Regions from separate parts of the Homo sapiens genome. Here region 2 is linked to region 1. Evidence: read pairs that join two places in POLR2A ChIA-PET (ENCODE). Cell type or tissue: MCF 10A. All regions are shown on one strand. Each heading gives the region's core, and the rest is flanking DNA. Links, peaks and the distances in the headings are about the cores only.

Region 1 (5,439 bases), core at 635-4,634:
TAGAAATGAACAGATTAGCCAGAAAATAAAATTGGGCAACTTTCAGGGATTTCAAAGATTTTGTATTTCTCTAGACCATTCTTGGTCAATTCATTATTATTAATTAATAAATTATTATAAATTAATTAATATAAATTAATGTCTTCTGTCTTCCCTTTTTTTTTCTTTCTTTTGTAGTTTTAGGGATATTCAGAGTTAATTCAACACATTCCATTTGGGAATAAGTTTTGTAACCTAATTAACCATTCAATGCATCCCTGGATCACATACAAGTTCTCCTGCTCTCCCGTCAATGGTGGGCCCCCTTAGTAAGTCTCAGATGATTAAACCTCCAAAAAGTACAGAACTAATTGTTTGTTTCCTGCTGAGTGAGGGTATATCAATATTACTTTCCTATAACCTCCTCTGACCTAGCTAGGATACTGTTTGCACACAAGTTTCCTTCCCTGAACATCCAAGGTTGACAGCAGTAAGGATCCCAGGAGCGAGTCCTCAAGTCCACACTATGCAGGATGAGCTCATATGCTTCGAGATTACCTTCTCGCTAAAATTCTACTTATCCATTTTATGTTCTCATTTTTTATAAATCAAGCCACTCACTTAATGGTAACGTCTGGATGTCTATAATATTACAGAATTTGGGTTATTTATTTTTACATATGAACTTTTTTGCAAAGAAAGAGAAGAAATTAACAAGTATGACATGTTTGACTTTACTGTTTATCCTTAGAACTGGTTTGCATTATGAGCTGGAGATGAATCCTATGGACACAGGACAATTCTGTGTGCTCTCGGGGTCAGAGTCATCATGGGGAAGACAAAATTAGTTACCTGCCTATGTAAGCCACAGGCACCACTGAAAATGAACATTAAATGTTGATCCCAGTTATATTTTGGAATAGGTTGAGAATTAAAGACATAAACTGACCTCATAAGCCTTATTTCTGATGAATCACCTGAATGTTCTGTCAAATCACTTCTTGGTAGCAAAGGGGAAATATTTCACCGTTGGAGGAATAATCAGTTTGTTAGTGTGCTGAATTTACCAATGGACTCAAGGCAAGTATGAAAACTGTCCTGTGACACAGAGAATTATATAGCGCAGTATGTTGAATAATATACAGCTGTACAACTGGTCATTTCCCCATGACTTTTATATTAATTAATTAACACAAAAAGGGATGTTTGGTAATTTGTTTTCATTTCTTCCTTAATGTTGATTAGATCAATTTGGCAGGTCATATAGGTCTAAGAATTTCAAAGCAAGGGAATTGGTAGGTAGGATCAGAGCTAAGTTTTTGGAAAATTCACCGGGAAACGGTAAGTGGATGTTTTGGAGCATGGAGATTGAAAGCGTTTTAAAACATAACCTGAAGGAATGATGACCCTCATACATCTCCTGTGGATAAAGACCAAATCTTAGCTAATATCCACAGGAAGGGAGGACAATTGGTTAAGTCATTATTATTATTTTTTTTAAATAACTATCTAATTCTAAAGTTAATTGTTTAAGTAGAACCTTTTAAAAAAATTTTGGTTAGGCTTTCAGTAGATGAAAGTATATTTGTATTTCACAGGCATGTTTGATCTATTTTTGCTCACATTTCGTTCTTCGCAAAGAGAAACAAGTTCAGCAGATACTTGCGTGATAGTACCTCCAACCAAGTCAAAGGGTTAACAGAAATACCATTTACAATTCTGCTGACTGATTTTTCGCCTGTAGCTGGCCACGCTGACTTATGTGCGCACCAATATTCCACTGTTCTTCCACTGGTAAATCTCAAATGCCACAACCATGAGAACTGGTGATTCAAATCTATTTATAATTCAATTTTTAAAAAATCACACACAAACACACACACATATTTAAATCGACAAAGCCTTGGTAAAGACTTGGAGAGCTTTTCTTGTTTTAGGAGGGAGCGTGTGAGTCAGGAGAGGACTGAGGCCGTGCCTGAGGGGTCTTTAGACTTTGGTGGGGTCTGTAAACTGTTTCTGTGAAGAGCCAGACAGTAAATACTTAAAGCTTCACAGATCACATATAGTCTCTGTTACATATTTTTCCTTTCTCCTCTTTCTTTTTCTGTTTCTTCTTCCTCCTCTTATTTTTTCTTCCTTATTATTTTCTTCTTTTTTTAAACCACGCTTTAAGACTGTAAAACCTGTCCTTACCTCCAGGACAGTAAAAAAAAAAAACAAAAAACAAAAAACCAAAAACAAAACCAAAAGGGCCTCAGCTGGGATTTGGCCCACAGGCTCCAGTTGCCCACTCCTGCTTCGGCCGATCAGGTTAATGGTATCGCCTCACCCTCAGCTGAAGGAAAGCATTTAATTCCTGTTTATAGCAGTGGCCTGCACGGCTAGACTGCTTGAATTTTAGTGTCTACTACTGATTCTCTTTGATTGCTTTGCTGGTCATAGACTCACATTTGGGATTTGTAACACTAGCTGAAATGGGAAAAGGCTGAAGGAGAAACACTCCCTCTCTGAGGGGTTTATTAAATACAGCCTGAAAGTCAGACTTGGGTCTGGTGCTACTTTGGCACTCAACAGGCACCAGCTCCCCTGCACGACTTTCTTGCCACTGTCTGAACGCTGTCTGCTGAACTTGCATCTTGCAAATGCTGTCTACAGTCAAAACAGTCTCTAAGGGCATGGCATTGCCCTCTACAATTAATATAGCTACATTGAATGAGCAAATGTAATCAGGAAATGGCTCAAAGCTGAATTGAGTTGGCAAAAACCACTTTCTAATTTGCACCAGGTCTGAATGAGGGCAGTAAGCAAAAGTTTCGGCCAAGTGCCAAAAAACATTCAGTTACAACAATACATGAAACACTTGTATTAACAAGTAAAAGGTAACAGCTAACATGTCCTAACAAGTGATGTTACGACTTGAAGCAGGGCTGCTCTGTTAATGAAGTGACGGTGGCTTGACAGAGAGGAGAGGATTCGGTTAATTAACAAGAGTTACTACCCACGAATTGAGATCAACAGCTCACCGAGCAGGGATCCTGTATAATTCAATTTTTAAAATAAATTGTTGGCTCCTAATAAGCATTAAATAGCAATAGAAAGCACTGAAGAATAACAGAATCAAGGACAATAAGGCAAGACAAAGCGCTATGAAAATCTACTCAACTCGGCATTCCTTTGAAGGAGCAACAAAAGCAAAGTCAGCCACATGAGTCAAGTTTGGGGCTATTAGACCTAAGTTGGTGGGGGCGGGGGAACAACACACTCCTTGTAGTGACCATGAGTCAAGTTTGGGGACTATTAGAGCTAAGTGGGGCGGGGGCAACACACTCCTCGTAGTGACCCAAATATCATAAAAGCGCTCAGGGATTATTCTGAAGAAAGGCGATTTAATTAGGGTATGGAAGTAGGAAGCTGCAGGAGCTAAAATTTAGTCAGTGCCATAAGGCAGGCCTGGAGGAAGCATTAGCTTCTGGATAAAGATGGTGGTTTTCACACACTTTTGCTCCTTCCGCAGACCCCTTTCAAAAAAGGAATAAACTCACATGAGCTAAGAGGGCAGGAAAGAGATGTGAGAAACCAAATTCTGGAAGCTGGAAAGCAGATGGATGAGTGTTAAAGGACTTAGCAGAAGTCCTAGAAAAGTCTCCTAAACCAACAGTGGGAGAGCTGAGAATGGCCCCAATTTACACTTGCAGAAGTTCCCAAATGCTCAGGAAGTGAGACCTGATTGCAAATCTCCATAGGCAGCAGTCTGGGGCCTGATTCCCTCCCCGACACTCACTGCCTCACCCTCCCTGAGGTAGAAGGTGGCTGGACTGAAGGCTACAGGCTCAGTGAAGAGTGGGTCACCATGCTGAAGACAGAGGAAATTAGGTGCTTGTATGCACGATGAATACTGAGGCCCACCACACAGCTCTCTGTGGGCTGACAGTCAGGCCTATTTCCTTCCAATGAGGACACTGGGGAGGCTCCTCTGGGCATCAGAGATTCTCCAACTAAAAGGCCCCGTCAAGTCCTCTTATAATAAAATAGCCACAAGATCTAACTATGCTCTCAAAACTCACAAGTAGCTTTTTAGGCCCCCCACTTTTAAAGAAGCAGAAAACCAAGTATTACGAGACAGGAAATATATAAGGAAAATCACATATATGAAAAATAGAAATCCAAAGAAACAAACTGAAAAAAAGCAACGTGGAGGAAGTAGAACAAGCAGGGGGAGGAGAATCAGAAACAAAATAAAACAAACAAGAAAATCCCCACATCTACCACCTTTGACGTCCTCAGACAGAGAGATCAGGAAAGATATCAAACAAACAAGAACAGGATACTACATAAAAAGAAATAATGTGAAACACAGGATTTTAGAAGTTGAAAACAAAACATAGAAATTCACAATCCAAGAGATGATTTCGAAGATACAGTTGAGGAAATCTAATCTCCCAGAAAGTAGAGCAAAAAGGTGTAGACATGAAAAACCAGAAGAAGGAAGATAAGAACATTAGAGTGCCTCAGGGCAGTCAGTATAACAGGATTTCCAGAAAGAGAGTACAGAAAAAATGGAGCAGAGCAAACAACTCTCTTAAAATAAGTCAAGAATACTGATCAAAGCAGAGAGGCACATGCATTTCCACACCAAAAGGGTGTCCTCCAATAACGAATGGGTCTAGACCCACCTCACATCAAGTTCCACACCACTGGGACCAAGAGAAGGTCTGAAACACTTTCTAGAGGGGACAGACGGGACTGGGAGTCAGAATGGCTCTTGGTTTCCCATGGTGATACTGCAAATTAATAGGCAATGGAGTAACACCTTCAAAGTTCTGAAGGAAAATTATTTCCAATCTAGAAATATATACCAGCAACATTATTAATTTTGAGATTGGACTAGAGATATTTTCAGGTATATTTTGTCACAAAGTATTTGTTTCCCAGGTATCTTTCTCAGGAAACTAATTATGATTTTGCTTTACCAAACCAAGTAGTCTTGAATAAGATGTCAGGAAATAGGGGCTCAGTGCAGGATAGCAGCTAAGAGAGCCCCCCAGAGGAGCATGAAGTGACACAGCAGGGTTTGACCTTCTGGGCAGTCCACACGGGGTCAGGTCAGAGGCTCTAGGACTGCCTCAGGAAGATGTGACTGACAGCCCAACCGGGGTTTGAGAGCCTAGAGAGGTGATTTGCACAGCTGGAGCAGAGTATGGGGTAAAGTTAGTGATAAGTACACAGAAAATCAATAGAACAGAGAAAGAAGGCATCTGTTAGCTCTACAGTAAACAAATGACAATTGTACATAGAAGATAAAATAGGCCGGGCATGGTGGCTCACGCCTGTAATCCCAGCACTTTGGGAGGCCGAGGCATGTGGATCACAAGGTCTGGAGTTCAAGACCATCCTGGCCAACATGGTGAAACCCTGTCTCTACTAAAAATACAAAAAATGAGCCAGGCGTGGTGGCGGGCA
Region 2 (5,439 bases), core at 440-4,439, 270 kb after region 1:
GGTCACATGACCACACCTAGGTATAAGGGGAGCTAAAAAATGTAGTTCTTCATGTCTGAGGACATGTACTCAGACAAAAATTGAGAATTCCACTACTCAGAAGAGAAAAACAGAAATTGACAGACAACCAACAGTGTTTTCCATACTACCTAAACAGATTTCCAACTAAGGAGTAAGACCCTAGTCTTTTTTTTTGTTTTTAAAGCACCATCGAATTTTCCAAGTAAGTCTTCTGATGCCCACCTCACTTAGCTTGGTGAGAGGAGGGAACGGCCATGGTATTTCCTAGTGGGCTGATGATTCTCAGCCCCCTCCTTCTACTCAATGTGCTCTGACAGCCAGGCAGAGGAAGGGATGGGGTAAAGAGGGAAGGTGCTGGCAGATAGCAAAGTTGGTTCTGATAACTGCTTCTTAAGACCTGAGGAAGGAATAGGTCTCAGTTATTGATGGTTTTCTTGAGAAAGTGAAGACTGGCTGGGCACGGTGGCTCATGCCTGTAATCACAGCACTTTGGGAGGCCAAGGTGGGCAAATCACGAGGTCAGGAGACGGAAACCATCCTGGCCAACATGGTGAAACACCATCTCTACTAAAAATACAAAAATTAGCCAGGCGTGGTGGCACACGCCTGTAGTCCCAGCTACTCAGGAGGCTGAGGCAGGAGATTTGTTTGAACCTGGGAGGCGGAGGCTGTAGTGAGCTGAGATCGCGCCACTGCACTCCAGCCTGGGAGACAGAGTGAGACTCTGTCTCAAAAAAAAAAAAAAAAAAAAGATGTGAGGACTTCACATCACATCTCTAAGACCTCTGCTTTGGACAGAAATCATCAGTGTGCAGAAAACTCCTCCTCAACCCCTGTGGTGGCTTCCTAAAGGGATCATGATTCTTGTCTGTTCCCAGGAAATACACCTGGAAGGGAAGGCCAACTTTTGGCCTGTGGACCCTAGTGAGGTTCATCTCCACTGGCCAATTTGGTGAGCAGAGACCCCTGGGAGACAGCAAACAGAGACTTCCACAAGTGCATCGAGGGGCACCTGCCAACTACCCACATTGATCAGTTTATACCTCTCTATAAAAACAAGCAGGCTATGAAGGGTCAATGAACACTGGAAGAAGACCAAAAATGGGATAGGAGCCAAGCTGAGTAGGCAGGGGAAACGGCCTTTCCTCTGTATCTTCTGGGAAATGCAAAGATACTGCCTCTCAGAGGCAGTACAAGAAGCCTATGAAGAAGGAAGAGCAAATGAGTACCAAGAAAGAGCTCCAGGAAATGAAAAACCAGTTACTTAGGGAAGCTACTCACTGGAGACCTTAGGCAAACAAATAAACATCGGGGAAGATCAAATCTTGATTTAGAAAATGATCTGAAAGTGACCTTCCAGAATGTAAAGGAAAAATAATGAAAGAACAAATGAGAAACATAAATGTCATATCCAGGAGTTATCATAGCTGTGAAAACAATTGAATGAAAGAGAAAGAATCATCAACCTAACGAAAAACTTCCAAGAGGATAAACAGCCCATGAAATACCAGATAAGAATATTGACAGATCATCTACGCACAAACTCCTGGTAGAGTTTCTAAATAAAATAATAAAAAGAAAGTCACTATGAGCTCCCTAGTAAGAAATAAGGAAAGGAAGGAAAAGGAGGGAAGAAAAGAAGAGGAAGAAAGGGACAGGGAAGGCAATTCTAAATGCTAAAAAGTATAGAGCAATAATTACACAAATCTGAGGAAAAGGATTATAACCCCAGAATGGAAACAAAATATTAACAGTCAGCCCTTCGTATCCATAGGTTCAGCAGCTGCAGATTCAATCAACCACAATTCAAAATATTCAGAAAAAAATTTTAATAACATACAAGAATAAAAAGTATTACTTTTTAAAACTACAGTGTACCAATTATTTACATAGCATTTATAATGTATTAGGTATTATAAGTTATCTAAGACGATTTGAAAAATACAGCAGGATGTATATATGCTGTTTGCAAATATCACATCATTTTACATAAGCAACTTGGGCATCCATGGATTTTGGTATCCAAGAAGGCTCCTGGAAGCAATCCCCCATGGATGCCAAGGGACAGCTGTATTAAGCATAAAAATAAAGGAAAACTGTTTTTTTTAAAACAAAAAGACTCAGAAATTATACAACCAATGCAAGATATTACTTGGGAAATACTTCAGCCAAAAAAGTACAAATAGATAAGACATGCAACAAGCAATAAGTAATAAAGATAATAATTCTAATTATCCCAAACCATTTTAAATAATGCAGATAATAGGCCAGGTGCGGTGGCTCACGCCTGTAATCCCAGCACTTTGGGAGGCCAAGGCGGCCATATCATGAGGTCAGGAAATCGAGACCAGCCTGGCCAACATGGTGAAACCCCGTCTCTACTAAAAATACAAAAATTAGCAGGGCGTGGTGGTGCATGCCTGTAATTCCAGCTACTTGGGAGGCTGAGGCAGGAGAATCGCTTGAACCAGGGAGTTGGAGGCTGCAGTGAGCCGAGACTGCACCACTGTACTACAGCCTGGTGACAGAGCGAGACTCTGTCTCAAAAAAAAAAAAAAAAAAAACTGCAGATAATGAATTAACTGCAATTGTTCAGAAAGATATTAAAAGATGTAAAAACAAGCTGATCTAGTATTTAAAATATAAGTTATTTCTACAAAACCTAGAATTTCAGGTAGAAGATGGCAGACTAGCTTAAAAGTTTGCACAAGATTTCCTTTGATCCTTGGCAAGGATACAGTGGCATGAAGATTTTGCTACAGTCTTGGAATTTACAAGTTCAAATATTCTAATGAGGAACAACCAACAAAATATAGTTGGACTCAACTGGAGGTAGAATATAGTTTTAAAAAAATTAGATCCATTAGAGACATCAGAAACATAAAAAAAAATAAAATGAGAACATAAATTTTAAAAACAAACAAAAATGAATGACAGGAATTAGGACAAGGGTAATATGCTGTGAAAGATAAGGAAATCTCCTCTCCCAATTTTGCTAGATGATATTACTCCCCTTTCTTAAAAACATAGTTAACACTGACATTCTTATCTGTTGCCATAGTTCACACAGCTGTTTGGTCTTACTTTTCAAAAATACCAGTTTTATTGAGACATAACGATATATATAATATATATATTATATACATATTATATATTATTATATATAATATATAATATGTATATTATATATATATTATATATATATTTTATATATATATATTATATATATATATTTTTTATATATATATATATCTATATCTTTTTTTTTTTTTTTTTGAGATGGAGTCTCATTCTGTCGCCCAGGCTGGAGTGCAGTGGCATGATCTCAGCTCACTGCAAGCTCCACTTCCCAGGTTCACGCCATTCTCCTGCCTCAGCCTCCCCAAGTAGCTGGGACTACAGGCGCCCGCCACCATGCCCGGCTAATTTTTTGTATTTTTGGTAGAGATGGGGTTTCACCGTGTTAGCCAGGATGGTCTCCATCTCCTGACCTTGTGATCCACCCGCCTTGGCCTCCCAAAATGCTGGGATTACAGGCGTGAGCCACCACTCCCGGACAGTATTTACTATATTAACTGGTTTCTACAACTATCACCATAGTCCATTTCAGAGCATTTTAATCATTCCAAAAGAAACTATGTATTCATTAGCAGTCACCTCCCCAACCCCTGTCCCTTCAACCCTCCCCAATCCCTAAAACCCACTCAACTATTTTATGTCTCTATTACCTATTTTGGACATTTCATGTAAATGTGGTCTTTTGTAAGCTACCTCTTTCGATTAGCATAATATTTTTAAGGTTCATCTATATTGGAGCATGTATCACTACTTTATTACCTTAAAAAGAAACTGTCAATCTCACTTGTGTATGAAGTCTCTTTTTTTGTTTTAGTGGTTCTTTGAGAGACAGGGTCTCGCTCTTTTGCTCAGGTTGAAGTGCAGTGGCACAATCATAGCTTACTGCAGCCTGGAACTCATGGGCTCAAGTGGTTCTCCCACCTTAGCCTCCCAAGTAACTGGAACTATAGGCATACACCACCATGCCCAGCCTTCATTCCTTTCTAAGAAATACTATTCCTTTGTATACCCAATGTATAATACATTTGTTTATCCATTAACCAGCCGATGGACATTCGGATTGTTTCTATATTTTAGCTGCTATGAGTAGCACTGCTATAAACATTCTTGTTTAAGTTTTTGTGTGGACCTATGCTTTCATTTCTCTTGGGTAGAGTAGAATTGCTAGATCATCAAGTGGTAGTTCTACGGTTAACAATGTGAAGAACTACAGACTGTTTGCAGAAGTGGCTACACTAATTTACATTTTCATCAGTAGTGTACGAGATTTCCAATTCTCTAATTTCTTCACCAACACCTGTTATGATCTGACTTTTGATTCCACTCATCATAATAGATATGGACTGGTATTTCATTATGGTTTTGATTTGCATTTCCCTAATGACTAATGATGTCAAGCATCTTTTCACATGCTTATTGGTCATTTGTAAATCTTTTTTGGAGAAATGTTTACTCAGTTCCTTTGCCCACTTTTTAATTGGGTTGTCTTTTTATTACTGAGTTGTAAGAGTTTTTAGATATTCTAAATCTCTATCCCTTATCAGATACATGATTTGCAAATAGTTTCTCTCATTCTGTGGGTTGCCATTCTCTTTCTTCATGGTATCTTTTGAAACACAAAGGTTTCTAATTTTTTTCTTTTAAGAGTTTTATGCTTTTAGCTCTTACATTAGGTTTTTGAAACTGATGCACTGATTTTAAAAACCATATGAAATAGCAAAGGATCCAGAATAACCAGAAAAAGAACAAAGTTGGAGGACTCACACTTCCTAAATTCCAAACTTATAATACAAGCAACAGTAATAAAGAAAGTGCTGTACTGGCATAAGAATAGATGCACAAATCAATGGACTAGAAACATGAGTCCAGAAAAAAACCCATGTGTCTAGGATCGACTGATTTCGACAAGAGTTGCTAGGACCATTCAGTGGGAAAGAGTAGTCTTTTCAACAAATGGTGCACGGACAACTGGAGAGCTACATGTAAAAGAATGAAGTTTGCCCTTACTTCATAGCATATATAAAACTTAACTCAAATGGATCTAAGACCTAAATGTAGCAGTCTCAGTTTTATATTTAAATACATTCACTATTTGCCACCAATTCCTTTTACTGTGGCTTTACTATTCCAATTTTATTTTGCTTCATCAATTTGCTGGCTGAATTATACTCTCAGATGGTTTCCAAGTAGAAGTGCATAGGTGCTGAATAATCACAATTGTTTAATATTCGTTTTTAAAAGTTTGTTTTAAAATGGTCTTGAAGGGAAAATTGGATTTATATAAAGTTCTGGAATCACATTTCCTTTGTTCCACCATCTTCTAAGACCAAGAACTTATTC

Evidence for each region. ChIA-PET counts read pairs that join two places held together with the same protein. Peaks named below come from ENCODE experiments on the same cell type or tissue, not always from the same donor. Only the 100,000 strongest peaks of a DNase experiment are listed, where the experiment ranks them.
Region 2: POLR2A ChIA-PET joins it to region 1 with 7 read pairs; 2 of 35 experiments call an interaction of 5 or more read pairs at or near these places.

What each region holds. Positions count from the first base shown.
Region 1 is chr6:1,726,762-1,732,200 of GRCh38, forward strand. All of the region lies in intron 8 of GMDS (GDP-mannose 4,6-dehydratase), which reads right to left. Among named protein-coding and RNA genes, the nearest start is that of FOXC1, 120 kb to the left of the region's middle. RefSeq lists an enhancer at 2,877-3,378. In MCF 10A, for the core only: no CTCF peak of the experiment used is centred there; a DNase peak (open chromatin) is centred at 2,820.
Region 2 is chr6:1,996,756-2,002,194 of GRCh38, forward strand. The region is part of intron 4 of GMDS (GDP-mannose 4,6-dehydratase); the gene reads right to left. Among named protein-coding and RNA genes, the nearest start is that of GMDS, 250 kb to the right of the region's middle. RefSeq lists a silencer at 2,887-3,087. In MCF 10A, for the core only: no CTCF peak of the experiment used is centred there; no DNase peak of the experiment used is centred there.